Linked DNA regions of Homo sapiens: all the other regions are linked to region 2. Evidence: read pairs that join two places in POLR2A ChIA-PET (ENCODE). Cell type or tissue: CD4-positive, alpha-beta T cell. All regions are shown on one strand. Each heading gives the region's core, and the rest is flanking DNA. Links, peaks and the distances in the headings are about the cores only.

The links. Peaks named below come from ENCODE experiments on the same cell type or tissue, not always from the same donor. Only the 100,000 strongest peaks of a DNase experiment are listed, where the experiment ranks them.
Region 1: POLR2A ChIA-PET joins it to region 2 with 27 read pairs; 9 of 35 experiments call an interaction of 5 or more read pairs at or near these places.
Region 3: POLR2A ChIA-PET joins it to region 2 with 27 read pairs; 9 of 35 experiments call an interaction of 5 or more read pairs at or near these places.
Region 4: POLR2A ChIA-PET joins it to region 2 with 26 read pairs; 10 of 35 experiments call an interaction of 5 or more read pairs at or near these places.

The regions. Positions count from the first base shown.
Region 1 is chr1:12,454,088-12,461,093 of GRCh38, reverse strand. It overlaps VPS13D (vacuolar protein sorting 13 homolog D), which reads right to left. Exons shown (of 70, transcript NM_015378.4): 66 at 4,964-5,096; 67 at 698-893. Among named protein-coding and RNA genes, the nearest start is that of SNORA59A, 50 kb to the left of the region's middle. In CD4-positive, alpha-beta T cell, for the core only: no CTCF peak of the experiment used is centred there; no DNase peak of the experiment used is centred there.
Region 2 is chr1:12,507,046-12,514,553 of GRCh38, reverse strand. It overlaps VPS13D (vacuolar protein sorting 13 homolog D), which reads right to left. Exons shown (of 70, transcript NM_015378.4): 69 at 7,461-7,508; 70 at 2,507-5,661. The coding sequence ends at 5,530. It overlaps SNORA59A (small nucleolar RNA, H/ACA box 59A), which reads right to left and starts at 7,308; the gene lies at 7,157-7,308. RefSeq lists enhancers at 5,644-6,145, 6,512-6,681. In CD4-positive, alpha-beta T cell, for the core only: no CTCF peak of the experiment used is centred there; a DNase peak (open chromatin) is centred at 3,693; H3K4me3 peaks cover 1,637 bases; H3K27ac peaks cover 2,608 bases.
Region 3 is chr1:12,445,411-12,452,918 of GRCh38, reverse strand. All of the region lies in intron 65 of VPS13D (vacuolar protein sorting 13 homolog D), which reads right to left. Among named protein-coding and RNA genes, the nearest start is that of SNORA59A, 58 kb to the left of the region's middle. In CD4-positive, alpha-beta T cell, for the core only: no CTCF peak of the experiment used is centred there; a DNase peak (open chromatin) is centred at 3,278; H3K4me3 peaks cover 975 bases; H3K27ac peaks cover 1,558 bases.
Region 4 is chr1:12,430,268-12,437,775 of GRCh38, reverse strand. The region is part of intron 65 of VPS13D (vacuolar protein sorting 13 homolog D); the gene reads right to left. Among named protein-coding and RNA genes, the nearest start is that of SNORA59A, 73 kb to the left of the region's middle. RefSeq lists a cis regulatory region at 4,212-4,222 and an enhancer at 4,145-4,289. In CD4-positive, alpha-beta T cell, for the core only: no CTCF peak of the experiment used is centred there; DNase peaks (open chromatin) are centred at 3,365 and 3,845; H3K27ac peaks cover 1,952 bases.

The DNA.
Region 1 (7,006 bases), core at 1,738-5,737, 53 kb after region 2:
CTAAAATAGGCCATTCAAGCAAACAGCTACGTTAAAGCAGTTGGGTTCTGTGGGGTTTGGAACCATATGGGCTGTCCCTGATTTCCAGTCTCAGCTGGTATCAAGGCCAGACAGCAATCCCACAGCAGAACTGCTGACCTGCTGGGGGGATGGGGGGTGGCACTTTTCTTTATGGGGTTGGGGCTGATACTTTCAAGCGGAAGGAAAATTAAGAAGGAACAGACCCACATGGTGAACAACAACAGTGGGGATTCTAGAACTATATCACGGGGTGTAGGAGTAAGAACCAGACTACAATCTGACAGTTTTCTTCATAGGCATGTGGGGATCCAGTTGGCTTGGTGAACAGAAGAAGCTTCTAACAGTTTAATCCTAATTCTGACCTCTCTAATGGAGAAAAATAACATAATATAGTTATACATACTTATATATAATATGCTATATATACATACATATATAAAATATATAGCATATATAAAATATGCTATATATATATTTATCTGAAAAAATTCATGCCAGGTTTCTGTACCTCATTTTCATCTTTTTATATTAGGCAGATCAGAAATTTCAGTTACAAGTATTTGAATTAAAAACCCTATAACTAAGAAAGTGCACAATTAAACACATCAGTATGGATTAGGAGAAGCAGCAGACCTAGGCTGGAAACTGCAAAAGCCATTCTTCCCACACCACTGACCTGGGGCCGCTGAGTGTGGCTGTGTCTCTCACCGCCTGGGCTGTTTCTGATGCAAAATCCAGGGCGCCTGCCACTGGCTTGGTTACAGTGCCAACAAGCCCTTTTCCAAGGCCAGATATGAAACCGCTGACACCCCCTTCTGTTTTCACACCTTCCACTGTCGAAGTTATAACACTGGTCAGTCCACCAATGATACCTAGTGAAAAAGACAAGGGCTGTTGTAACCTGACGAGGACAAAAGCAAAAGCATTTAAAGCCAAACCCCTTGATTATGGAATGATAACTTAAGGCCATTCTATTAATCTCTGTGCCAGAGAGGCCACAGACAGGCCAACTCACAGAAGAGGATCCTGCAGATTTGCCCATTAAGTCCAGAGTCAGAGGATATATGTTACATGTTAGTCAGAAGTAAAGTGTGCTCCAGTTCAAAAAAAAAAAAAAAAAAAAATCAGAGAAAAGCTGAGAGGTTAACAGTGGCCAATTTTTCGATCCCAGAGCTTGGGCAGCCTACGGACGATCAGGAGAGGATACAGATAGAGGATTAAATCAACAGGAGACTAGAAAATTGGGCCTTCGGGGAAAGTTTGAAGATGATGGCATCCTATGAAATATAAGGCAGAGGCTGGGCGCAGTGGCTCACGCCCATAATCCCAGCACTTTGGGAGGCTGCGGCGGGCAGATCACGAGGTCAAGAGATCGAGACCATCCTGGCCAACATGGTGAAACCCCATCTTTACTAAAAATACAAAAATTAGCTGGGCGTGGTGATGCGTGCCTGTAGTCCCAGCTACTCGGGAGGCTAAGGCAGGAGAATTGCTTGAACCCAGGAGGCAGAGGTTGCAGTGAGCCGAGATCGCAGCATTGCACTCCAGTCTGGCGACCGAGCGAGACTGTCTCAAAAAAAAAAAAAAAAAGAAAAGAAAAGAAAGATATCTAAGGCAGAGAGAGATAACTAAATGTAGTTGTTCCTTAGTATCCATGTGGGATTGATCCAGGATCCCCTGCAGATACCAAAATCCTAGGATGCTCAAGTCCCTTACATAATGTGCTGTAGGTGTTTGCATATAACCTACACACACCGTCCTGTATACGTTAAATCACCTCTAGATTATTTATTGTAGCTAATACGATGCCCACATATCACTTCATTTGTGTGGAGTCAATACAGTATTTGAAACGTGTGGCAAATTCAAATTTTGCTTTCTGGCACTTCGTGAAATCTTTTTTCCCCCCAAATATTTTCCATCCATGGTTGGCTGAATCTGTGGATATGGAGAGCTGATGGTATACATTTGCAATTTTCAAAGAACACTATGGGGGTGACTGGCCAACCCCACTGGATGCTTGAAATAAGGTAAAAGCTACTGCATGCTTTGATGAAATTCGGTATCGGCGATTATATAAAACCTTCATGAAGAGCACCCCAAAAAGCTGTGAAAGCTGGCTGGGACCCTCAATGGAGTCAGTTCAAAAGACCAATCCAGGTCAAAAAGGCATTCCAAACATTTTGCAAGTTGACAGCAATGGCTGAAAACACCTTAGAAGAGGCCAGAAGCTGGCAGAGGCTGAAGAGGTCACAGTCACTGAAGGGAAGAGGCAGCCCGTCTAGGGAGCATCTCCAGGACCTGTGCCAGGGACACTCACAGGATGTTTACCCTCTGACAGTGGGGTGTGAGGAAGCTCTCTAGACTCTTCAGCTCTAGTGAGACAAATTGGTAAAGGAAACTCCTTGGGTGAGAATGTACTAACAATTCACAACATTTCTTTTGGATTCTGGGTAAATTTGCTCCAGTGAGGCAATATCTCTTTCCCAAACTTTTTTTTTTTTTAGAAACAGGGTGTCCGTCTATCACCCAGGCAGGAGTGCAGTGGCATGATTACCGCTTGCTGCAGCCTTAAACTCCTGGGCTCAAGCGATTCTCCCTCTAGGTCTTCCAAAGTGCTGGGCTTACTGTCCTGAGCCACTGCACCCAGCCCTTTCCCAAACTTTTGAACAAAGTTTTTGGCAGAGCACACACAGAACAGGAATTCAGACTGGGACCTGAGAGACAGAACATGACTGAACCTGGGTCCAGCAAGGCCTGCAGAGAGAACTGAGCACAATTCCCATTTCTTACATCAAGGGGATTGAGTGGATTCTGGTTCTTATCACCTTCTAAAGGTCTTTTCATCCTAAGGGAAGACTCTCACTCTAGGATACTGCCTTCGTATAACCCAGAGCTCAGTGGATCCTCTTTGGATGAAGCCATTGGCTCCTGGAGAGGCTGTACATATTATAGGAATGATTCTTGATGGGAGGTGATTTTGCAACTTTGAACCAATCATGCATTTTCTCAGCACATTTGTGTGTTCATCCAGAAAGTGAGGAGAGCCATGCTCTCTCCACGTCACAAGGATGCTGGCCAGATAAAGGCCACCACACATAACAAAGCATTTTATATTCATTTTAAAAGTCTTCTAAGAGTCCAATGTACTGTCATTACCATTACGAGAAAGAATGATTAAACCTTAACCCCAAATGATTGCCCAACAGTCAACTTTTAAAATCCATAAACAAATTACTTTCAGCCAAATTTCACTTCTGGCCTGACGTCTCCTTAGGGACAGCTCCCTTTACGGTTGGGCAGCCTTAGGAAAAGCAAAGGCATTTTGATCCAAATCTCACCATTAGGAAAGCTGATAAACAAAAACTCTATTCTAAACGTGTCCTAAGCACAAATAGAAATATAATATTTTACTGTCTATATTCCTTCCTCTTCTTCCAAATGCAGATAATTAATACTGATCAGTCTTGATATGACTCTGATAGCTTTGGATGGTTCCTAAGGATCTGGTACAAAGAGTTTAATTTACTAAGCCTTACTATGCATGAGCTATGTGCCAGGTGTCATGTGAGGTACACAAGGAGAAAGGTGAATGCAAAGTGGTCCTTCTCCCCTCCTCACATTCTCAATCTATCAGATGTACACAGCTGGTGACATACACAACCCAGACTGTGCTCTGTCATTAACTCTAACAGGGACAATAGAGCTGGGAAAATGTATTGAGTTGGGACTTACAGGCTGAGTAGGATTTTGATAGACAAGGAAATGAGGCAGAGGAGGGAGAGCAGAAGGACCATGTGTGAGCAAGGACTTGGAAGCACACCTGGGAAGCAGTACATAGCTGTGTGTGGCCAAAGTGCAGCATGGCTGAAGGATGGTGGTTGGAAAATTGGCTGGATTTATAGTTCCAAGGGCCTTGGATGCCGTACTAAGAAATTGTTAAGAAAAATGCAACAAAAGGCAAATGACTCAGAATTAAAGCATTAAAAGAATTCAAAGTCAGAGACCAAATGCATTCATGCCATCACCAACATCTCTTAGGCAAATAAATTTATAATTTTAGTGAATGCACATTTATGTAAAACTAAAAAACACCTGGGCTACAAACCTGGCCACAAATTCCTCATTTCAATTTCTTTGGAAGGAATGATCAGTAAGGAGAAGGCAGAGGTTACAATTCTAAGAGAAGTAGCAGCTACAATTCTAAGAACAGGTCTGGTTGATTACACCTTATGATACTTTGGGAACAGAAGCCAGAGAACGAAAAGGAATTGCAATGTGCACAACATTCAGAAAGCGAATGAGGAGTTCTCACCGGCTGTCGTATTTCAACTGCAAGGAGGATAAAGTAAGAGAGCTTGGAAGGCTATCAGGTACGCCAACACAGGATTTCCTCTGTTGTCAGCCTTTTCTTTTTTTTTTTTTTTTTTTTTTTTGAATTGGAGTCTTGCTCTGTTGCCAGGCTGGAGTGCAGTGGCACGATCTCAGCTCATTGCAACCTCTGCCTCCAGGGTTCGAGCAATTCTCCTGCCTCAGCCTCCCGAGTAGCTGGGACTACAGGCATGTACCACCACGCCTGTCTAATTTTCGTATTTTTGATAGAGATGGGGTTCCACCATGTTGGCCAGACTGGTCTCAAACTCCTGACCTCAAATGATCCACCCGCCTCGACCTCCCAAAATGCTGGGATTACAGGATTGAGCCACTGTGCCTGGCCTAATTTTTGTATTCTTAGTAGAGGCGGGGTTTCACTGTGTTGGCCAGGCTGGTCTCAAACTCCTGACCTCATGATCCACTCTCCTAGGCCTCCCAAAATGCTGGGATTACAAGCATGAGCCACCGCGCCCAGCCCACCTTTCTTTTTTTATAGCTGCAATCAGATTGATACAAAGGCGCCTCTGAGGACCAGCAGCAGCAGAGCCTGATGTCACCCATGACTTACCATGAGCCAGGCCATGGATGCCGGCTACAAGGTGTTCACCACTTGTGGCTGCATGGTACCTGATGTACTCCCGCTCTGACTGATGCCGATTGTCCATCGTCTTCCCTAAGCCATCTGATAATGTTCCAGCAAACTAGAAGGAGTTAAAAGCAGGAGAAGAGTTTTAAAGTCTTGGCACTATTTTTACTATTTGAATTACTTTAAATAAATTTAAATTAAATACAATTAGATAAGCCCATGCTGGTCTGTAGTGGTGTGATCTCATCTCATCACAACCTCCGCCTCCCAGGCTCAAGTGATTCTCCTGCCTCAGGCTCCCGAGTAGCTGAGACTACAGGTGTGTACCACCACACCTGGCTAATTTTTGTATTTTTAGCAGAGATGGGGTTTCACCATGTTGGTCAGGCTAGTCTCGAACTCCTGACCTCAAGTGATCTGCCCACCTAGGCCTCCCAAAGTGCTGGGATTACAGGCGTGAGCCACTGTGCCTGGCCAATAATTTAAATATAAATAAATTTAAATATTTTAAATGCAGTTACCTATACTGTCTGCCCCAGGTTGAGTGGTTCTCAAAAGGACTGGACACATACCAATTGGGGGATGCATACAATGGAGGACACTAGGCTTTGCAAAGCAACTACTAAAAATCTTTAATGACATTCACTTTCCAGAATACTACTCCAAATTTACTGAAAAAATCAGAGGTATAACAAAATAGTCTTGAGGGAGAAGTGAGCTTCAGGACTGTATCATGGTAAGAACATAGGCTCTTTGCTCTAAGAATTAGTGGAATTCAAAACAGGAAATGTGTCAGATTGTTGCTTTAGGGTTTGGTATCAAATATTTGGAGACATCAAACTCCCTCCAGTAATGCTGTCTTTCATTTATTCAATAATTACTGAGTACCTATGAGGTGCCAAGCTCCATTTGTCAAAAGCCAAAAACGAAATCGATGGAAAGATTAACAGGTTAGGTCACCGTTCATAGGAGGTGGCAGACTTGAACTCATGATTTCAAATGCAAACCCACCCTTTCCACAATTCAGAGATTTTATTTATCCTGGCATACTTTAACCAGAAAAGCTGTCTCATCCATCAAAGCTGGGATAAAAAGGACATAAAACTCTGTTTTGTCACAAGACAATCTGAAAAGGTTTAAAGTGACAGTTAATAAACCACAGAGTACTTATCCTCATCATTCAGGCATAAAAAGAGAAGGATATCAAATATATAATTAACCTTCTCAGGAAGGATCTACCAAAACAAGTGGTTTAAGTGCCAATGACCCAGGACTAACCTCTTAGAAAACTCACAGGAATGTTCCTTAGATACAAGGCTCAGGGGAAAGCCTCAAGGCAAGCTGCCTGCCTGGAAGGCCCAGGAACTGGGTGGCCATCTAGGGGCCTATTTCATTCTCCTTTGGCAAGGGGGTTAGGGTGCGTGTTACACAGATCAGATCTGCCCTGGAAACCTCAGTCATGAGGATTCTTGACACATGTGACAGTGAGTTCTGGGCACAGAAGAGGGACTAGTGAACACAGCAGCAATTCCATGTAAAGCAACAGTTCCTGGAAGAAGCTATGGGAAGACTCATGCCTTTTACTCAGTCCAAATATTTTACAACCTAGGGCAGTGATTCCTGACCTTTCTGGAGATGTAACCCCTATCATTATTTGTTTGCTTTCTGCCTTGCCTTCCATATCACTGCCTGTCTAATGAGAGAATTAAAGTTAATGAAAATTAATAACTTCCTTTAGGACAACTGGAAACACCACACGACGCTGCAAAGCTAGCACCGTGAATCACTAAGGAGTGGCTTCAGTCAGAGACCCCATCTGAGAGTTACCACAGTATAGGAGAAGGGCCACAAGCTGGGGCATCTGACCAAACTTCAGTCCTCCCTCGACCATTCTGGTAACTACATGACCCTGAGCGAGGTCACCTACCTCTGAGCCTCCTCTGCATCTGGAGAATAGCCAGAGTACCTACTTTGTCATGTGGCTGGAAGCATTCATGACAATGGCTCGGGGGCCTGGTATCTAGT
Region 2 (7,508 bases), core at 2,152-6,151:
AGGAATCTATGAATATGTATATCTGCTTATGAAACCATACATAATTATATAACGTCGTGAAAATTTGGGCGACACACAAGGTTATTAATTTTGAGGTGGAGTGGATGGAATAGAGAGGGGCGATATAGTGGGGGGAGCAAAAAGGGAAGACTACTTTTAAAAAGTGTCAGTAGGATTATTCAGCAGTGAGTTTTTTTTGACACAGTCTTGCTCTGTCACCCAGGCTAGAGTACAGTGGTGCAGTCATAACTCACTGCAGCCTTAACCTCCTGGGCTTAAGTGATCCTCTTGCCTCAGCCTCTCAAGAAGCTGGGACTGCAGGCATCCATCACCATGCCCGACCTTTTTTTTTTTTTTTTTTTGTAGAGACAGGGTCTCCCTCTGTTGCCCAGGCTGGTCTTGATCCTCCTGGCTTGGCTTCCTAAAGCGCTAGGTTTACAGTCCCTTTCTTTGGTCTTTATGATTGCTTTTATCATGCCCTCAGCCAGAGAGCCACAACTTGGATGATCTTCAAGACCCTTGCAGATGCGAGTGCAATCTCACTTCCAATTTCCTGAAGAAGTGCTCTTCCAGGTTAATCCAAACTTCTAAATAATAATGAACATGCTTGGGTGTGTTTTCAGGAAGCACTTTCTGTTATTAGGGTCTTGGGATGCAGTGTCCAGTGAACAGCAAACATCAAGTATCTCTTACGGTGCTAGAAATCACATTCTTGGTCTAAAGAGCTGGGGTGAAAGCTGTGTTTGCAGCCAACCAATACCTGCAAGACGGCTTGCTGAATTTGGCTGAGGAAATGGAAGATCGTCATACACATACCCTTTCTATGTCAATGACATCCCCATGCCCTGGAGTGCCTGGCTGGTTCACTGTCAAACACTGACTGTCCCACTGCATCTGTGAACCCCTGAAAAGAGTCTAATTGTGTGCGCGTGTGGGGGTTGTTAACCACACCTTCCACTGTCTCTCCCACTTGGAAGGGGCATAGTCTTCAGAAGCTGTGCTTTGGTTTGGAAAGCGTAGCCCCTCCCTTCTCTAGGCTTTTGGATTTCTGTTGACATTTTGTTCTGATTGGCTCTTGGCCAGTTCAACTGGGCAATGGTGGATGAGGTACTTGAATAGGTGAGGGGAACATTTCTTGATTAAAGCCAGTTCTTTGCCTGTTCTACAACACTGAAGCTGTGCAGCTACATGTGGCCGGACAAGAATACAGCCAGGCTGCCCGATTCCACTGTACATTCACGGTCATCAACGTCAAATGGGTCCTTAATGTCGCCCGGCAAACATACCATGCTTCTGTGGCCTATTCCCTTTCCCGTTACCCTACATGACTACGTGCACCTTCTCTCTCTCCAAATCAGCATCACTTCCCGCCCTGTATTCATTCTTGCCTGATGTGAGAAATCAGGAGCAATCAATGGAATCTCAAGCTCCCCCACCTCCACCCATCTTCCTGGCCCGCCAGGCCCTCTTCTCCCTTATTCCTTCCCTGCCCTCTTGAATTTCCGGTCAGTTCTCTCCATTTATGGCCAGATTCCTGTAGAGAGCTGTTGTTATTTCTCTCCTTCCATTTTCCTCTTGAATCTACTCCAACCCGGCTTTCACCTCCAATGCTCCATTGAAACAGCTCTTAGAAAGGTCTCTAGTGACTTCAGCATTGCTAGGTCCACTGATAATTGTTGGTCCGAATCCCACCTGACTTAGTAGCAGCCCTCGGTAGTCTTTGAAACCTTTCTGGCCTCAGCTTCTAGGATCCATACCCTCCTGGTGTCACTCCATCTCTGGATGATCCTGCTGAGCCTCCTTTGCTGTTTTGTTGTTGTTGTTGTTGTTGTTGAGACAGAGTTGCCAGGCTGTTGTGCCAGGCTGGAGTGCAGCGGTGTGATCTCGGCTCACTGCAACCTCCGCCTCCCGGGTTCAAGTGATTCTCCTGCCTCAGCCTCCCAAGTAGCTGGGACTACAGGCGCCCACCACCATGCCCAGCTAATTTTTTGTAGTTTTAGTTATACACATAATTATATAACGTGGTGAAAATTTGGGCGACACACAAGGTTATTAATTTTGAGGTGGAGTGGATGGAATAGAGAGGGGCGATATAGTCGGGGTTAGAGATGAGGTTTCATCATGTTAGCCAGGATGGTCTCAATCTCCTGACCTTGTGATCCGCCTGCCTCAGCCTCCCAAAGTGCTGGGATTACAGGCATGAGTCACCATGCCCGGCCTCCTTTGCTGTTTCTTCTTCAGCTGCCTAAACCCTAAGTGTGACGTCTGTCCTGCTGGGGCTTGGACCAGGAACCTCAGAATGGACTGATCAGCAGCCAGTGTAGCGCGGAGACTACTACTTACTCTTGGGAGGCTGAGACTGGTTAAGGTGTGGGGGTGCTTCCCCAGGCCTGGGGGCAGAGGCCACATTTTATTGTGAACATCACACTATGTTTGGTATTTGTCACTGGTGATAGCTCTAGAAGCTGTGGATCACCAAGAGACCAGAAGAAAACAAAAGAACAAGTTTGGGAAGTCCACAAGGCATTTTATTCCACAGGAAGAAAAATGATGACTCTGATATGAGAACCAGACTCAAGAGTCTTCACACACTGGTGACTGTAATAGTGTTTACATAATAGAGAACCAGATATTTTTAGAATTTTATCAAGCAGCTACTATGGTATTTTGAGGCCCAGATCATACTTACAAACAAAGTGGCCCTGGAGCCTTCAGAACATTGCGATGAGCACCCACCAAGCAGCAAGACACTCTTGGGATTTGGGGAAGGGGCCGCTTGTCTGTTTTCCACTGTGTAGTGACCAGGCCCAGGGGCTGGGGAAGCACTGGCCTGGCTCACCCTTCAGTGAGCACAGAGAAGCAGCGACAGCCAGGGAGTGACACGGGTCGGCCAACTGTGCTGGGTCAAGGGACTGGGTAGCTTTGGATATCTCCTTACCCAATTTACTCTTATTCCATTTATTTTACTTTCCTCAGAGACGAACTGTGTGTTTGAAGCAGAAAGAAAAGCAGTAGAAATGATCTTAACAAAGTCTTAGGCATTGCTGGCTGAATATCAGTTTACAAAGAGACGGGGCATTTAAGGAGCCAGGGGCAGGGCCTGTTTCCTCCAAAGCTTTGGATGTTTTCCTGGTGAGAACCAGGAGGGGATGTCAAATGCCCCTGAAACCTTCTGGCCTTGTCTGGCCCAGGGCTGCAGGGCAGGGGAGAGCTGAGAAGTGGAGCAGCTCGCAGTTGGCCCTCCCATCTCCCACCCAGCCCCGCCCTAGGTGGTCTTTGGATTCCATTTTAACATCTGCCTCTCCTAAGGTGCAAATGTCAAAGTGCTTGGTTGTGCAATCACAGGAGATGGGCAGCTATTTAAAGAGCTGATTAAAATTAGAAAGGAGCCCAAGGGGGGCATCTGAACACTTCTCTGGATTCCTCCTGAAGCACCAGCCCACAGGGCAGCCCGCAGCTAACTTCCTCAGTCAGGTCTGAGAACACCCAGCACTGCTGCGGCCCAAAGCAGATTTTCTTAGTAACACTAAACTCCTTAATCTCATCAAGAGATTTCAAGTGACTTTGTTCCAGAAGGTGATAGAAGGCTCACTGACGCATACAATCAACCCTTCCGAGAGTCTCATCTTTTAAGAGATCATGATCTCAGGCAGTAGGTTACTGATGACAAAAACCACAAGCCAAACCTGTGGGGGTGCAAGGAGGGAGGCTGAGGAGGAAGCTGCAGAGGAGCTGCCATCTTGTGCAGTGCTGTATCCTGCTGCCATCTTGTGCAGTGCGTGAGTGCTGAGACAATCATCACCACCCCCCAGCAAGACACACACAAACTAAAACTCACCCAGTGCCGCAAAAGCCAAGTTTCCATTCTGCAATCCACTAACTTGGAGTTCAGCAAAGGCAACCAAGCCTCGGAGTTCAAGAAAGCTGATCCTTGAACACTATGTAGCTACTTGTGCTAAAGCTCCCTTCCTTCCTCTCTGCATGCACGCGCGCGCGCGCACACACACACACACACACACACACACACAGACACAGACACAGAGGGGAAGTGGGAGAGGAAAGGGAGGGGAAGAAGATTAGCTTCATTTGTGTCTTGGAAGGATTTGGGTCATGAGTTATAAACACCAAAACCTTCCACGCATCCACTGATCCACTGAGTCATCCCAGACTCAGCTACATGTGACAAGGTTGTAGAAATTGATTAGCTTTATTAAAATAAAAATTTAAAAATCACAAGGTGACTCATTCATTCTAAAGTGAGGCCCCTTTTCCCTTCTCCCTATCTGCTTAATCCTTACAGAAAAGCGAAACACCAAAAACAAGACCCAGGGCGCTCATACCAGGCCTTGCTCCCAGCAGGAATTTAAAACCAAGGATAAGAGATGCCTTTGTCAAATCTTGGTTCCATGAAAAACTTACCAACGCAGCTTTTTAATACTCCTATTTCATCCCCCTTTCTGGAACTCTCCCTGCTCCCTTCTCATCCTGGGGTTTCCATCCTGTGTCCCCTCGGGCTGTGGAGCTACGATGCCTGCCTGTGGCTTTATTAAAAAGAAAACAGTCCCGGGGCTTTGTTCTTGGTTGTTGCTGCCCAGGCAGGAGAGCACTTTTATGTGGATTTCTGATTTGTTGCAACAGTTCAATGGGACTTTTTTTTTCCTTCTCAATCAACAGAGTTTACCAATGTTTCCAACCTCTCTAATAATAATAACCTGAGAAAACTTACAATGCTGACTTGCACCCATGTGGTAATGGAGCACAGGTTTCCCCCTAAGTTTGGTAAGACTAGTTAGGAAAAAGCCAAATGGATAACTTACATCATAATTTGTAAGAATCTAAGCACTCTTTGTAAAATGGGGGTGAGAAATTAAAAGTGGGCTCCCAAGCCCCTCTCCTAGATCCTTCTGAAGGGCCAGCGCCAGTCCTGGGTGCCACAGCTCACAGCCCAACTGGACAGCCACGATGTCAAAGGCGTCCCTTTCAGGACCACAGCCCTCACCTCAACCCACTTTACTGGGAATACTTTAGTCTCCAAAACTAAGACGTAACATTCTTTAACTTTTAAGAATGCCTTTCTATAGACAGTATCCTGAATTAGACATCTAGAATTAGTGCAATAGAAGATCCAATATAACTTTATATTACTTTACAGTTAACAAACCTTTACACATAGCACAGACCCTGTTCAGAAACGTTCCTATATATTTACAAACACACTGTTGTACATATATACATGTTAACAAAATACAGGGCAATCTAAAAATTAGATTCATCTCAGTACATGTTTTTAAACGTTATTTAACCAATACCTTTAAAAATTATTTCCCATAATCTAAAATAACTCCCTGCCTCACAAATTAATACGATTTCCATTTGTACTTTTCCTCATGAGGATTTACTTTCCCTCATTCCTTGACAACTTCCCCAAACCCGACTCCGGTTCTGCCTCCATCGTCAGCTGAGAGCTGGGCCTCTTTCCTCCTGGTGGGTCTGCGCTGTGTCGGGAGCGCCCATCTCAGCAGCGGGGCTTCAGGAGTCCAGCTCCAGCTGCTCTCGGTTTTCGCTGAGTCTTAACATAAGCTGCTGTTCATAGTAGAGGCTCTTTGCGTAGTTTATTTCTTGTGACAACTTGACAGCAAGGACCTCAGATTTCACATGGACCTAAGGAGGAGAACAGGATGGGTCACCTGTCCCCAGGATGGGGAAATCCAGGAATCAGATCCACCCAGGTGGCGGCTCCCAGCCCAGCTGCATCTCAGGATGGGATGTACACGTCAAAGAAACAGTGATGGCCAGGGCTGCTCCTGCTTCACTCGCACTCACAAGTCTGGGGTGGGTCCCTGCAATTTTTTTTTTTTTTTTGAGACGGAGTCTCTGTCGCCTAGGCGCAATCTTGGTTCACTGCAACCTCCGCCTCCCGGGTTCAAGCGATTCTCCTGCCTCAGCCTCCCGAGTAGCTGGGACTACAGGCATGTGCACAGCTAACGATTTTTTTTTTTTTTTTTTTTTTTAAGTAGAGATGGGGTTTCACCGTGTTAGCCAGGATGGTCTCGAACTCCTGACCTCGTGATCCGCCCGCCTCGGCCTCCCAAAGTGCTGGGATTACAGGCATGAGCCACTGCGCCCAGCCGGTCTTTTTAAACATTCCCCAGGACTGTACAGCCAACCCATACTCACCTGACATTTGGGAACTCCCCCCCACGGCCATAACTGATCTGCAGAGGTAAGACCAAGAGCAAGAATGGGGGATTCACATCTAAGGTCTGGTGATGGCTGATGAAGGAAGAAGAATCAGCGAACAAAAGCCTCTAGGTCTTTCTTACCACAAACACCTCTCTGCCCACCTGCTTTGAAAGGGGCAGAAGTATAGTGGGCGAGGCTGCCCACCTGCTACAGTGAAGGGATCTGGAGAAATACTCACACTTTGAGGTGCTCGCCCTCTTCATCAGCCAGCTCTAACTTAAGCCAATGACCCCACGGGAGCCTTACACAAGTCCAAACAGGCCCAAATGCATTCATGAGCAGGGGGAGGCCAAAGGACTCCGGAGGAGAGAGGCCCAATAAGGCTGGCGCTATTTCCGATCCATAGAGAGAGCAGAGGTGGGCAGGCCCTTTTGATTAATGTATCATTCTTGAATGCAAGCTTCAAAATCCGGGTATGCCGGGTGAGAATGAGCAGGACTAACACCTGGGTGTCATGGCAAGCCTCCAGGGCCGACTGGCCAGAGACAGATCCGCAAGAGGCTCTGCAGCCAGCTCTGGTGCCAAGCCACTCGGATTTGAACCCCGGCTCCTCAAGGTCAGCTGTGTAGCCTTGAATGAATCACCTGCTATGACCAATAGTGAGGAGGGGATGACAGCAACACAGTGATCAGACAACCCACAAGACAGCCAGCCCTCTAGGAACGTTAGCTATTCGCAGGAGCTTTATTATTTAAAAGCCTTGTCATAACAATACCTTGTCCCCTTTGGAGGGAAAGTATAACTTTTATTTACAAATAATTATTGAGCATGCTAGATGCTACTAGAACAAAAGTTACGGTTTCCACTGTTAAGGAGAAACAATGGAGAAACCAGCGTGAGCTCCAGTGCTTTCTTCGATTTGGTGCACTGAAGAATCCCATTTTGGGAGCAGAAAAACCCTGTGTGTTGTGTTAGCTGTTCCTTATCACCAACGAGAGTAAGTATTGTTACCCTCACTACATCTACGGGTAACTGAGGCACAAACGTTGTGAGGCAGTTAATGTTCCCAGGGTCACCCATGGGCCAGCTGGGAGGGCAGCATCGCCCCGTGAACATACCCTGGGCCCCTCCCATGTTCAGGACTGAGAGGCAGCACTCCTGGGAAGGGCCCAGCCTCAACCTCCTAAATGAGCTCCTGCTGAGGACGGGGAAGCAGGGCAGAGGCATCGAGGCCCTGGCCCCGCCCCTCAGGAGCCTGAGAACAGCCAGGCACTCACCATGGGCTTCTGGTGGGAGGGGCCGGGGATGGACACTCCACTGCTCGT
Region 3 (7,508 bases), core at 1,386-5,385, 61 kb after region 2:
ATTGCTTATGCAAGCCAACTGGACTTGTCCTTTGCCACTTGTTAACAGTCAACCATTACAAAAGTCTTCACCCCTAGAAATACAGCTTTGAGAACCCAGAAAACTTGAGTAGATGTTGAAATCTATGATCCAACCAAACCTGTATTGATGAGTAGTTAATCAGATTTTACTGGGAAAGACGTTTTACAGAAACTAAACCAAAGCCAGCCAAATGATGGATACAGTGGTAAAGGCAGGGCCCTGGGCCAGTTCACTGCACTCTGAGGATTGAATCCAGGCTACCATAAAGCATGTGGCCTCCTTTTACTATGGAGGCATTTAGTTAGGCATCCTTAATTCTACCCCATTCCCCACCTCAGTGGGAAGGTAAGTCCTGCCCAGCCATTATTTCTCCCTCAAAGACAGCAGAAAACAAGTGGGCTGTGGAGGGAGGGAATTCCAGTGGTGCTCATCATGGGTGCCCTCTGGCCTTGCTCTTCTCTGAAGCTTGGAAGCACTATTTTACCCAGGTCCTTGACTTTGAAGATGGTCATCAAAACAGGGCAGAGATACCCAAAAGAGCTACACCATCATGTAGGGAGTGACTGGCCCAGGCCATCCTTCATGATCCCATCCTCCCACTGTCTTGTGACAAGTAAAGCCTGGAGATAGAGGTCCAGATTATTCAGACGAAGGAAAAATGAGTCCCGATATGAGCAAGTACAAATCCACTACACACCCAGTCAACCAAGCAATCCAACATGTGCAGAAGCCCTACTTGTACGGCAGGCTAGAGACAGAGAATCAGAAATCAGAAGTGGTTTCTGTCTCTTGCCTTCAAGACCTCAGTAGGGAAGTATGGATGTGGCATAATAGAAAGATAATCACACCTGAGTTTGAATTTTGACTGTGACACCCAACAGCTATGAGATCACAGACAAGTAACCTTTGCGGGCCTCTGTTTTCCTCCTTTTCAAAATGGGGATACAAATATTCCCTACAAAGATGCTGTAAGGATTAGGTAATACATGTAAAGCACATAGCACAGAGCCTGATACATATGAGACATTCAATAAAAATAGTATTATGTTATCTAAACTTTGACTTCTTTATATGCAAAATGGGAATAATCAGATTCTGCAGGACTGTCTTGAGGATTCAGGGATAGTGTGCACGTAAAGCATCTGGCATGGCATATCCCCCCAGCAAAGCGGAAGCTATCTGCAGCAGGGCATAACAGCACCAGGGTGTGCTAGGCTTCTAAACTGGGAAAGCGACTAGCAACTGGAAGGTAATCTGCAGACAATTTGTAACTCTTTGGTTATAATACCTTAACACCAGAAGGAGCATTTGCAGAGACTTAAGTCTGCCTACCTCATTTTGTAGCAATCTCAAGTCCACAAAATACTTAAGGCTTCAAGTGCATGTTGTTCTAGCTAAAATGAAAGGTTCCAAGGAACAAAATGTCCTTCAGAAAATCTAGTGTTACACTCACAAAGACAATGATTTTCCCCTTCCTTTCACTTCAACACATGCCATACTTGTGAATTCTGGCCACAGTCCAAAGTCATTAACTTCTATAAAGCAATATTTTCAGCAAGGGGGTAAAAATCTCAGAAGTACTTCAAGATGCCAGTTCTACTGAATAGCTAACACACACTCTGTCAACACCCTCCTTCCCAAAATAATCTCATTGTCTACACAAATGGAGACACTGCAAATTAGCCTGGGTTTGGGGCCTGGCTCCGAAGGGTTGATTTTCTAAAACTGAAATTCAAGTAGACACTGGAATGGGGCAAGGGAAAAAATTCACACTGTGTTCCTCTGTTCTGTCTGATCAGTTTACCTGACCCTTTTATGATCTTCAGCAAGCATGGGGTGCCAAAGGCATTTGGCCAGTGTAACAGGAGCTGGGGCTTGAATTTCTCTCCCTTCTCTTGGGTTCTTCTTTCACAGTTATTTACCTAATGGAAATTTCCTCTTTAATATCTTTGCCTCACTGAGTAATTGCTGGTGGCAGTATCTTCCTTGTCACCAGGGAAGATGGTAACCAAATACAACAGGAAAAGAGAGAAGTGGCAGGACTCCGTAGTGTGATGGAGAAGTTTTATATTCTTCCAAGTACAGATGCTCCTTGACTTATGATGGGATTACGTCCGGGTAAGCCCATTTTTAAGTTGAAAAGGCTTTAAGTAAAAATGAATTTCATACACCTAACATATCTAAACATGCCCGGAACACTTACATTAGCTGACAGCTGGGCGAAGTCATCTGGCAGCAGGGCCCACTGTAGAGTATTTGTTCCCTCTTCATGATCACGTGGCTAACTAGGAGCTGCGGCTGCCCTAGTGCCCAGCACTGCGACAGAATCGGATCACATGTCACCAGCCCAGGAAGATCAAAACTCAAAATCTGAAGTACAGTTTCTACTGAATGCATATAGCTTTTACGTCATCGTCAAGTCAAAAAATTGTAAGTTAAACCACCACAAGTCAGAGACTATACAAGGTTGTACAGCTGCAAACCTCAGCTACCAGCACAGCTCTAATTCTAATCAGCATTGTCTGCAATAAGCTATGTCTGAACTCATAAATTTGGAAAACCCAACTATCTATTGTGCCTCTAAGTAAGGCTGCCATGAACTTTGTGGGAGTTGCCACGATGTAGTCAAACAAGCAGGAGCAAAGGAATCAAATCTTACCCTGACAGTTACCAAACACGCATGCTGGTGGAAGAGGCTTAATTTCTCTGAACCTCAGTTTATCCATCTGCTAAAATCACATACTTTCTACTGTAAGGGATTGCTCTTTTTTTTTGCTGGCTGAGTCTCAGTCTGTTACCCAGGCTGGAGTGCAGTGGTGCGATCACAGCTCACTGCAACCTCCACCTCCTGGGTTCAAGCGGTTCTCATGCCTCAGCCTCCCGTAGCAGGGATTACAGTTGTGTGCCACCACGCCTGGCTAATTTTTGTATTTTTAGTAGAGACAGGGTCTCACCGTGTTGGCCAGGTTGGTCTTGAACTCCTGGCTTCATGTGATCTGCCTACCTCGGCCCCACGAGGTGCTAGGATTACAGGCATAAGCCACCGAGCCTGGCCTGCAAAGGACTGTTTTGAAGAGTTAAGAGAATAATTAATGCAAAATGTTTGGTGTAGCATTTGGCCAACACTTTTTACAAGTTTCTTAGAAGTAGTATGGGACTTTCAATTTCAGAGTCATTTTCAACTCTGCTGGTATACTACTAGGAAAACCATCTTTGAGTCATGTAAGACCTAAGTCACTTCAAAACGAAAGTCTTCACCACTGACTTCCGTTTCATACTGTCAAAATATCCACAGTTAAAAAGTATTCTGAGTGTGAGTTTTGCCTTGATGTTGAAGAACCCTTTTGTGATACTCATAAACAGAGAAGAGTTAAAGGAAAATGTGACCTGAAAAGCAGTGAATATCTATTGTTGATAAAAGGCAAACCAAACAGCTAGTCCTCACTCAGCCAAATCACGAAAGGGTGGGGAGGCTGGGAAGAGGCATTTAAAAAAAAAAAAAAGGCACGGAACAAGTTGAGGTTTGGCAAGAAGGAAGCATTTCTGGATTCCAGATTTCTATCCACTAGAAGAGGAGTGCTTTTGTCTGTTTTCAGTTCTACTTGGTTATGGATTATGTATAGCCCTTAAGGCAAAGAGAAAAAAAGGGGAGGAATCCAGAAAGGGGACCCTGAATAAAAACAATACAGGCATTTTAAAGTTGGGACTGACATCCTAATTCCAGTAATATGCCTAAGCCAATGACCTTGCTTTTTTTTTTTTCCTGGTCTCTGGAGATCTAAAAGCCCTCCTACCCTAAGATGCACACCATGTTGCTATTTCACGGATAAACACTTATCAGGCAACAGACACTCCTTTTTCAGTTAAGAAACAAAGTTATCTAAAGCCACCCAGAATTATCTCAGCACCCAAGGTTGAAACACATGCAAGGAAGTCAGGCCTCAGGACTGTCCTGCTGTCTTAACTAACCCAAGACACACGCCTGCTGAACTGGCAAGTTTCTCTTGCTATTCTGCAACTCTGACCCAGTTGTGAACTCAGATGCTGTTTCAGATTAATCTGGAAGCTCAGAGTGGTTTGAAGCATTCCCATAATAGGATTTTGCTTTTTCCTTAAAAAGGATTGGTGGAGTATGCTATAAAGTAAAAACCGCAGAAATAAGCAGGATGTACACAGGTAGAATCAAGACAACTGATCTTCAACATAGAGAAGTCGGGGCTTAGTCAAATCCTATTTTCCCTATAGTTTTTCTACATTGATTATAAAGAATTATGAAGGAAGGATGAATCCTGAAGCCCAGCTGTGGATGGAATTGTGTCCTGCCTTTCAGCTCTTCATCAGCTAGGACCCAGTGTAGGACTTTTTGGCAGAAGGGGGGTATGCTTATGTTGAAAATGCCAGACCCCTACTTGTCTGTTGCTGAAACCCCATGAAGCATGCAGAGGGAAGCCTGAAGACAGGTTTCCATACAGTTAGCACTGGCCATGGGGAATATGCCTTCCCACCCCATGAGAGCTCCTGTTTTGCCATTCTAACAAGGTTTTTGCATAAATAGCTTGTGCCTCAGTACTGAACCAGGAGATAGATTATAATGCAGGAAAAAAAATTCCCTCTATGGCGGTCACACCATAAAGCCTGATTTGGCAGATAACTTATTTCAACTCCAAGAAAACACACAGGCTCTCAAAAGCAGAGTCCTGATGCCAACTCTTGTCATTAGTATCAGCTGGGTGAACATGAGCAAAAGACACACTCTCTTTAGAATCAGTGTCTTCATCTACAAAACAGGGAGAACACCACCCATGGAGTTACCCACGGCGACCTTGGTTACGAAAGCACTTGGAAAAAAACACAAATCAAAGGGTTATTACTGGAAATCCTATCCTTTCTTCCAATGAGTGCTCTCCGGTTCCCTCCTCTTTCTCCCCCACTGAATCTTGCATGTCTCATCCTAAACTATGGAAATCACCTCATGCCCATTCTGGAACAAAGGAAAGCATAAATATGTCAATTAAAATCGCAAAATACAGAACTTTAGAAATGAAACCGAACATTCCTCAACAGAAAAGAAGCTCAAGATGATCTCCTTCCTAGTCACAAGACCTCCATTCTTACAAAGTACTTTGTATTTATTTCAAATGAATAAATATATTCACTTTAATGCCAAAGGCTTAGAAGAAAGGAGGCTGATGACATCAGAGAGAATAATCATAGATGCTGGGCACCAGTATAAGCTGAGCTTCTTGTGGCAAAAGTAAAATAGGTTTCAAGGGTTTGGAATAAGTTTTTTGAGGTTTTTAGAAAGAAATCCGTTCCCAACTATTTCTTTAAATAAATTAAGTTTTAGATGAGTGTGTGGCAGAGTAGGTAAGGGCAAACTTCCAAGTACTGAAGACCACAGTGGAACTTCTGGAATCATAAGCATCAGCCAACAACGTTCGTCATGTGCCAGCCACTGTCTTTGGGGCCTCTCATCAATGAAATATTTAACTAGCTTAATCCTCACAACAATCCTGTGAGGTAGTATTATTATGCTCATTTTACAGATAAAGCTGGAAAGACCATGAGCATTTCCAGCAAAAGTCTGCTAAGTATCTATGTGTGATACTGGGTAACCTAGAGAGGTAACCCAACCATGACTTTTGCTATTGTCTTCGTAGAAAAATTCCTTCCTAAATGCCAGTGAAAATTATACAGAGATATCAGGCATATCTCTTTTCTCTCCCAAGTAGCAGAACTGACAAAGGAAGGCAGCTGACAAAAGTATATTAAAAAATTTCTGAAAAATTACATGCAAATATCTGGACAAGGAAGAGGAGTCAGGCTCCAGTGTTCTTTCTTGATCCATATCCGTAACTCAGACACCTGGCCCACTTCCATCACCCAGACCTTTCCGGAGGCCACGTGGCCTAGAATCTACTTCTTTTCCCAAAGCTACTACTCTGACAATCTGAAACAGGTCCCAAAGAAATAGGAGGCTTGGTACATGTCCGTTATGTGGATCACATCACACCACACCAGCTTACATTACTAGTATGTACCATTTATACTAGGAAGAAAGATGGAGGCCAGACTGGGGTGGAGATTGGGACCAGTGATTTCAAGAGGTGCTGCCTATGGAGGAGAGGTCTCCTCTTCCACCCCAGCTTCTTATAGGAGAATGATTTCCTGAAGGACGTAGAACACCAAAGCTAAAACATTTGCTAAGTTAGAGCTGGTCTGGTCAAGCAAACTAACTCCAAAAGAAGCTACTGCTCTGGAAAGGCCTGTTTCATGTACCAGTAATGGACATATATGGAGATACAAATATAGGGGGATATGGAAAGAAAGAGGACTATGGAGAGAAAGAGGACTATAGAGAGAAAGCAGGCAAAACCAACCATGCTCCTAGGGTAAAAAAAGAAGATTTTGAAAGTTCATTTGGTTCAATCTTCATTCCTCTTGATCTTTGCCATTGTTCTTTTTTTTTTTTTTCTTTTTTGAGAGGGAGTCTTGATCTGTCACCCAGGCTGGAGTGCAGTGGCATGATCTTGGCTCACTGCAACCTCAGCCTCCTAGGGTCAAGCAATTCTCCTGCCTCAGCCTCCTGAGTGACTGGGATTACAGGCACGCGACACCATGCCTGGCTAATTTTTGTATTTTTAGTACAGATGGGGTTTCACACCATGCTGGCCAGGCTGGTCTCAAACTCCTGACCTCATGATCCGCCCACCTTGGCCTCCCAAAGTTCTGGGATTACAGGTGTGAGCCACCATGTCCAGCTGATCTTTGCCAGTCTTCTGCTATTCAAAATACCCCTGACCCATCTAAGAGTAATACACCATTCACAGTGGAAACTAAGCTATTGTTTCTAACAACTAACTTTTTATGGTGGTGGGTAGGATAGACCTGCATTTTGGGAAAGCTACACATGCAAAGCTGATACTTCACTTCTAGCAATGTCCAGGGAAGTTATTTATACACAAGTGTCATGTATCTGGGTAAGACCACCAATTGGGAACTGGTCTTTAGCATCTGGGAGAACAAAGAAGTTGAACCTGTCTTTTGCAGAGGAGGTAGAATGGGAATGGGAGGTAGTTCAAATCTAAGGTACTTAAATTAAGTCCTGTCTCATTTCTTTAGAAAACTGGCTTGATCCCAGGCTCAAATGAAAGGTCAAAAGAAGGTTCTTTTAAAAATGAACTCAAATGTTCCCATTTTTTTTCAGATGGGCTAAAATAGGAATAAACTTGCAGCTTAGCTACTTCCCAACAGTTCCTCAGAAACCTCTGGTCTTTGCCTAGGATTTGCCTAGGATGTCCCTTGGATTCCTCAGTGGCCTTTCAGTCGTCATTCCAACCTTTGCTATCTCTCAATCCACAAAGGGTGACCTGGGAAAGGACATTAAAAATTCACACCCATCTACTTCCAGCAGATCTGGTGTCTTGAACCTGAATTAGTCATCTCCAGGTTAACTGATTTCAGGTCTGAAAAGTCCTGGACTATGG
Region 4 (7,508 bases), core at 1,471-5,470, 76 kb after region 2:
CAATTGCAGAAAAACAGTCATTCCTGTCTCAAGATAAACATCCACTTTTAGTCTATACATGGAAAACTAAAACTACGAATCAAAAATTGGATACTGTTAGTTGCCTTGAATGGAAAAAGAAAGGATGGATTTCCAGAGAAAAATCTACTCATTGGAATGGATGGGGGAGGGGAGGGTTGGGTTAGAAAACCATGAACCACATTCCCATATGTAATGTGCTCTTCCCTCTCAAATTTAGCTCAAATCTAGTTTAGCTTTGTGTAAAGAAAATGGTGGAACAGTTGAATGGCCAGTCAAATGGGGTCAGATAGTTTCCCAAAATGTGGTTTGGGGATCAATGGCAAACACTTCATCTGTTGAGCTCCAAATTGCACAGGAAAGCACAAAGAATGCCCCCCTCCCTCCTTTCGTCCTGCCTTTCTAATCAGTTGTTTTAGGGTCTAAAGGCCTTTTCCTTTCACAAGGACCCTTAGTTTGTTTCCTCTGGGCTTTAGGGAGGGTGAATTTCTACTCTAGATGGAGATATTAGGTTAATGAGAAATGCTGGAGGCAGTTCATGACTTTGCACTAGACTGAGTCACTCTGGTCAGAAAGAACAGTTTGGTAACTCTGCAATCTACCTACTGCAAACAAGCCATGACTTGGTTTGGTTTTAGCTCTAATTATATAAAAAGTGAGTCAGGGTTTTTGGGTACCCCCCTCCCGCCGCCACACACACACACACGGTGTGACAGGCTGTTGTTTTTGTTTGTTTGGGCCCGCTCAGTGAAAGGTATAACTGTTTTACCCACATAAAAATACTTGCAAAGGCCAGGAGCGGTGGCTCACGCGTGTAATCCCAGCACTTTGGGAGGCTGAGGTGGGTGGATCACCTGAGGTCGGGAGTTCGAGACCAGCCTGACCAACATGGAGAAACCCTGTCTCTACTAAAAATACAAAATTAGCCAGGCGTGGCGGTGCATGCCTGTAATCCCAGCTACTCGGGAGGCAGAGGCAGGAGAATTGCTTGAATCTGGGAGGCGGAGGTTGCGGTGAGCCGAGATCACGCCATTGCACTCCAGCCTGGGCAACAAGAGCAAACCTCCGTCTCAAAAACAAAAACAAACAAAAAAAAACTTGCAAAAAATAATAGTTAACATTGTATATATGCAGATTATGGTCAAATCATGACAAATAACAATACTAGGCTCAAAAAGTGAAACATTCAGTTAAGTCTCTTCCCCTTTAAATTCACGTGGTGGGTGGGGGCGAAACAAGGGAAAACAAAGGGATGTACAATGAGCCAGTCTTTCCCCACTAGGCCAGCTCCTCATTCCAGAGGCCCACCTGCTAAGCTCCACTGACCCCTCCCTAGTCCTGCTGCTGCACACCCCAGGCTCCCTCCTGCTGGGACTGCTCCCTGTGTGCCTCTTCTTGTCCCCACCTGTCTCTTGTCCACATGGCAAGCATCTCCTTGGACTTCAGGATTGGGCACCGGCGTGCCTTCCCCTGTACAGACCTTCCTTGTCCTGGGTAGAAGAGTCCACCCCTTCCTGAGATCCCCCTACAGGAACCCCCACAGACACCAAACTCAAACCTGGAACACTTTCCCACATGTGTGTGACTGCAAGTCCTCCTCCCCTGCTGGATGGTGACCCCAAGGGGAGAGGGCTTTGTTTTGTTTATGTCTGTGTCCCCTGTGCCTAGCACAGAGCCTGGCATTTCTAGTTGTCCATACATAGTTGTGAACTTGCTCTAGAGACACAATAAATAGACCTGTTAACATGAGGTTATGCTTTTTGCACATAAATCTATAGTCAGCTCGATGTGTAGAGTTAGAGCAAAGTCAAAACTCCTTCACTAAGTGTCTCAGACAGGGTTAGAACAATTTCCTGGTTTCGGCCACACACTTTGGCCTGGATGGTACAGCATCTACAAAAGAGCTAATTATACAACACAGGGTAGCACAGGAAATGACTTTAAACTGTGACTCAAATTCTCTGTATCCCCTTGATAATACAGCCTTACATGGTTAATCCCTGCAAATATATCGCAGAGAGGTTCGAGAATGAAGCCTACTAGATAGAGTGCTGCTTTTGCACTGGTATTAAGAGGACGGGCTCTGAATCAGAGAATCTCGGTTCTTAGCCTGGCTCTCCTTGTAACCTTGGGCAAATTAGTTAATTTCTCTGAACGTCAGTATCCTCATTTACAAACTAGCATTCCACAGGGTCGTTATGAGGATTAAACAAATCAATTTGTATGAAGACTCAGAACAGTACCTGGCACATAGTGAAGCAGTCAATAAATATGAGTATCTTTTTGTTGTTGTTGTTCAGACAGGGTCCTGCTCTGTCACCCAGGCTGGAATGTGATGGTGCAAACACAGCTCACTGCAGCCTCAACTTCCTAGGCTCGGATGATCCTCCCACCTCAGCCTCCCATGTAGGTGTGACTACAGGCGGGTGCCACCACGCCCAGCTAATTTTTGTATTTTTTAGACTTTTTTTTTTTTTGGTCATGTTGCCCAGGCTGGTCTCGAACTCCTGAGTTCAAGCAATCTGCTCACCTCAGTCTCCCAAAATATTAGTACCATTTTTAAAGCTATCCATTCAGTTACTAAATTCAAAACTTATTTCAACTGGGCAATCAGTATCAGTGTCTATCCCATGTTTTCTGTATAGCAATGCTGAGAAATAAAGATAAATGTAATTAACATTTTAAACACTTACGGTAAGGATACACTAACATATTCCGCAGGGCTAAGTTAACTACTCCATTGTAACTATTTATTTCATAAACTGCATGGCAAGCCTGACAAGCCTACTGGTCAACTTTGACAAAAGATTATGTGAGACAAATGCCAAGGAAATACAAAATTAACATTGTTGTTACTCCTTATCAGACCACAGACAAAAACAAACCCACCAACAGTCCAGAATGAAGGAAACAGGTTGTTGGCTTTTGATTGGAATTTCCTAGGATTGTTACCATGTAGTACAAGATTAATCTAAATGTTTCTTTGTGCACAGACAAGCTTATGTGGAATGTATCAGAATAATATAATAAAGGCTTAGGTTTATGTGTGAACAAAACTGCTTTCAAAAATGTATCATTATCAGGCTGATTAAGAAAATACCACAGATTTAAACATACCTGAGGCCTATAAATAAGTTAGTTTGCTGCTTACTGGGGGTGGGGGGAATACACAGGCTAAATAAACAAACGAAAGTACAGGAAAATCAAACACTTTCAAATGAGCTTTCTTCCTTAAGTAGGTGTAACTAAAACCCAGTTGTATGCTAGGACTACTGAGTATTTTCAAGATAGTGCATGCTGTGGCATTTTAAACCACAGAGCCAAGCTGCTACCACCGCCACCTCAACCACCAAACTTTAAGAGCACACGCTGTGCACTGACTCATTTCATCCTCCCAGCAGCACCCTTCACAGCTGGCAAGTGGATTTTCCAAGCAAAAGGGAGAAACCTAGAACACACCACAAATAGGTACCTATTTTTGCCTTGATGTGTCAAAGTCAGAGAAAAGGGCAAAATTCAAGCAGCTGACCAACGGCATTTCAACAACAGGATGTTCCCAGGGAGACTGCGGCAAAAGATGTCTTTCACAGTATATGTAATTCCACAAAAATAGCAGTTAAAACCAATACGGCATCAGGCACAATGAATGACAATTTCAGGTTAGAAATAACCAAATGCTCAGCCTCTAATTTGTTTTCTTCTGTTTTGAGGGATAAAACAGAGGAATAAAGAATGTGCTGGAAATTTGGGGAATGCACTTCAAACTTCTTTCCTCCTCCTCCTCCTCCACACACACACACACACACACTCTCTCTCTCTCTCTCTCACTCTCTCTCTCTCCCCACCCCCTACCTCCTCCTCTTTGTAAAAGGCCTTTAATTAGCTCACATCCTATCCTGGCCAGGGCTGCCTAATACATTCTGACACCAGCCTGTTGGCCAGGCAGTGGGGTCTAAGTGCAGGCCTGATTAGCGGGATCCCAGTGGATCCCCTGCCGCTCTTATCTCCACAGATGCCTGATGAGTTTGGTATCTTCCTCCCAGCCCTCCCGGGAAGCTGCCCCAGCAGGTGCCCATTGGCAATAGTTTTGTGTTACAGGCCTGAATGAATGATCCCCGCAGGAGCTGCCGACTGTTTTCACAGACACAGAAGGCAGTCAAAAGTCCACTGCGTGAACTTGGAATGACCCCAGCTGCAGAGTCACTGGCGGGTTCATCGGGAGGGCAGGCACGCTTTATTAAACAACTAATACTCTTCACAGATAACTTTCCGAAAAAGCAAAAGTGTTAACTCTTTGCAATCTTGCTCTGACAAAACACTTCAGCTGTGGCGGGGCTCCCTGTGTGACTGAGGGTCTGAACCCAAGTGAGGGCTCTGAGATGGAGGAATGGCGCCAGCAGGGACCATGATTTCATCTGGCCTGAAGAAGGGTTGGGACTCAGTCACCATTTGGTCTACTGTTTTGTTGTTGTTTTTTTGTTTTTTTGTTTTTTTTTTTTCCCCAAGCGTTCCAGATTAAAGCGAAAAGGCAAAAAGCAAAGGTTTCGAGCACCTACTCCAGGGAGGACAGTGTGGCTGGGAGTCAGCCTGACAGTTACAGCCCCCAGCCAGGCCGGCTCTCAGCACCTCCAGAACAAGAGGGTGGCCCCTGGCTCATTCTGCCACATGCCTGTGCACCCTCGCAGATATGCGTGGGCCCCCATGGGGCTTCCATTCTAAGTTACCAGGAGAGAAAAGGTACTAAGGTACTAAGCTGTGAAGGCCATTGCAAACTCTCATCACCTGTGGGACTGGTGGGGCAGTCATTTTGTTGGCAGCAGCCAGATGCTGTGCAGTGGGTTCCCTTTAGAAGGAGGACTCAGACGCCAGGCACAGTGGCTCATGCCTGTAATCCCAGCACTTTGGGAGGCTGAGGCAGGAGGATCACTTCAGCCCAGGAGTTAGAGACCAGCCTGAGCAACATAGAGAAACCCCATCTCTACGAGAAAAAAAAATTTAGCCAGGTGTGGTGGTGTGCTCCCGTAGTCCCAGCTACTCAGGAGGCCGGGTTGGGAGGATTGCCTGAACCCAAGAAGCAGAGGTTGCAGTGAGACAAGATGGTGCCATTGCACTTCAGCCAGTGAGACTGTCTTAAAAAAAAAAAAAAAAGGGAAAGGATTCAGAAAAGGAAAGGGGTTCAGATCAAAGTGTTCTCATAACGAAGACAAAGCCATCACAAGTTCTTCCAGGGTTGCTGGACAGCAGGCAACTGGACACATCCACATTTTCAGTGTCCACTGAGAGGTACAGCAAACAGCCACTTCTGTCCTAGGGCAAGAACCAGTACTAAAGATGTTTTCGCTCTTTTCTTTTTTTTTTTTTTTGAGACGGAGTTTTGCTCTTGTTGCCCAGGCCGGAGTGCAATGGCACAATCTAGGCTCACAGCAACCTCCGCCTCCCCAGGTTCAAGCGACTCTCCTGCCTCAGCCTTCCAAGTAGCTGGAATTACAGGCATGCACCACCATGCCCATCTAATTTTGTATTTTTAGTAGAGATGGGGTTTCTCCAAGTTAGTCAGGCTAATCTCGAACTCCCGACCTCAGGTTATCCGCCCGCCTCAGCCTCCCAAAGTGCTGGGATTACAGGTGTAAGCCACCGCACCTGGCTTGCTCTTTTCTTTCACACAGCCTTTAGAAAGAACCCGATGACAATTCTAACAACATACAGAGAAAAACATATGAACATTTAGAAAAATTTTAAAATTCATTTTAACCCACAAAGTTAGATTAATTTTGGCATCACCCAAAGACTATGTGTCTATTAAAGTTTCATCTCTACTACATCTCACCACTGCCCACTAAATCTAATTATAAAGGGATTCCCTATTTCTTTCTTTTCATGGGGGCAGGTCTTGTTCTGCTTTCAGGAGAGATGCAAAAGTTTTGCATGGGTTTACTCACTGGGTAAGATTCTGCTGAAGGACTAGTAATAGAAGGTGCTTTAAGGAGCTGTACTACCTGCAGCCCCTTCCGGTAAGTTGACCTTGACACAGAACAGACTGGTTCAGTGCAACAAACCCTTGAGGGCTTCCTAGATCACAGGCTAAGTGCTTAGGGTTAAAGATACCAAGACGAGTATGACTTAGTCCCTTGTACTCATGGAACTCAGTATAGTATGGGAGACAGACACACAAATGGATAAAAAATAAAGAACGCTGAGAAGATATACAGTAGGCAAGGCTTACACCCTACTACTTTTCTCCCCCTCACTCCTACCAAGCAGGTGCCCACAAGCTGCCGGCCCAGTCTCAACAATCATACTAGATCTGTAGCCAGAAAGCCTGGGTTTGAGGGCTAGCCCTGTGACTAATTAGCTTTGAGAACCTTACAGGGTCTCAGTTTCTCTACCTATAATTTGAGAGGGCTAAAGGCTGGCCTTAAGGTTCTTTCCCAAATCTGCTATCCAAAGAGTTTCTACTGAATATCAGCGATTGTGTTAAGAGTCTGCATCTGGGAAAAGCTATTGTAGCTTTGCCATATTCAGCTGGAATAACTAAGAAAAGTTTTAGTGTTGACACATCTCTTAGGAAGAATACAAGATGGGGTTAAATAGGCAAAAGTTAGAGAGTTTAAATTATCATATGAAATATTATTAAAACTAGGCTTCTCACCAAATTCAATTTTTTAACATAAGTTAGACACAGTTCACTGTTATGTTTTTACCTTTTACAGAGAAACAAGTGGCAAATTCTTCCTGTGTTTAGTCCTAACAACTTTTATCTCTCCATATAATTTATTTGTTGAGGCACCTCAGTTTGTCACGTTAATTGATTTCTAAGCAACTCTTCTGTAGCAATCCTACAACTTTCACTTGCTAATTCTACTGGACACAAAATCCAAACAGGCTGGTAAAATCTATCTGGCTTTGCCCCCTTTTGCTTTGTTTCTTAGTGATCGTAGGACTGGAGATTTGCATGACCCGCTGAGACTATAGAACCAAGCATTCACACAATCTGGCGTGGGTGCTAGGAAAGCAAGGCCCTCTTGGAAGCAAGATGTTTCACAGCTGTCTTCAAGGCATCAGAAGCTCCTCTGGCTCTCCTCTGAGAAGGCTTAGTGTGGTAGGAAAAGAGTGGGCTCAGTGTTTGTGAAGCCTGGGCACCATCCCCTGGTTCCAACACTGACTGCACGGTCTTGGCAAAACCATTTAACCTGTGTAACTTAATTTCCCATCACTGGAAGGGAAATGATAATCATACCTAACCTGCTGGCCCCACTGGGATGTTGCAAGGTTAAATTATCTCACAGACGTGAAAGTGCTTTAATTCCTGAAGGAGGAAAGAGTGCTTTCTAGAGCAGCAGTATGGTCTTTGAAAAGAGCTTGGGGCTGTAAAGAGCCTGGTCCTCTTCCACAAACTCCCTGTTTGACCCTCCAGAAGTTAATTACCTTCACTGTGACTCAATTTCTTTATCCGTCAAATGGGGATAAACTTGACTCTTTAATGCATAAGT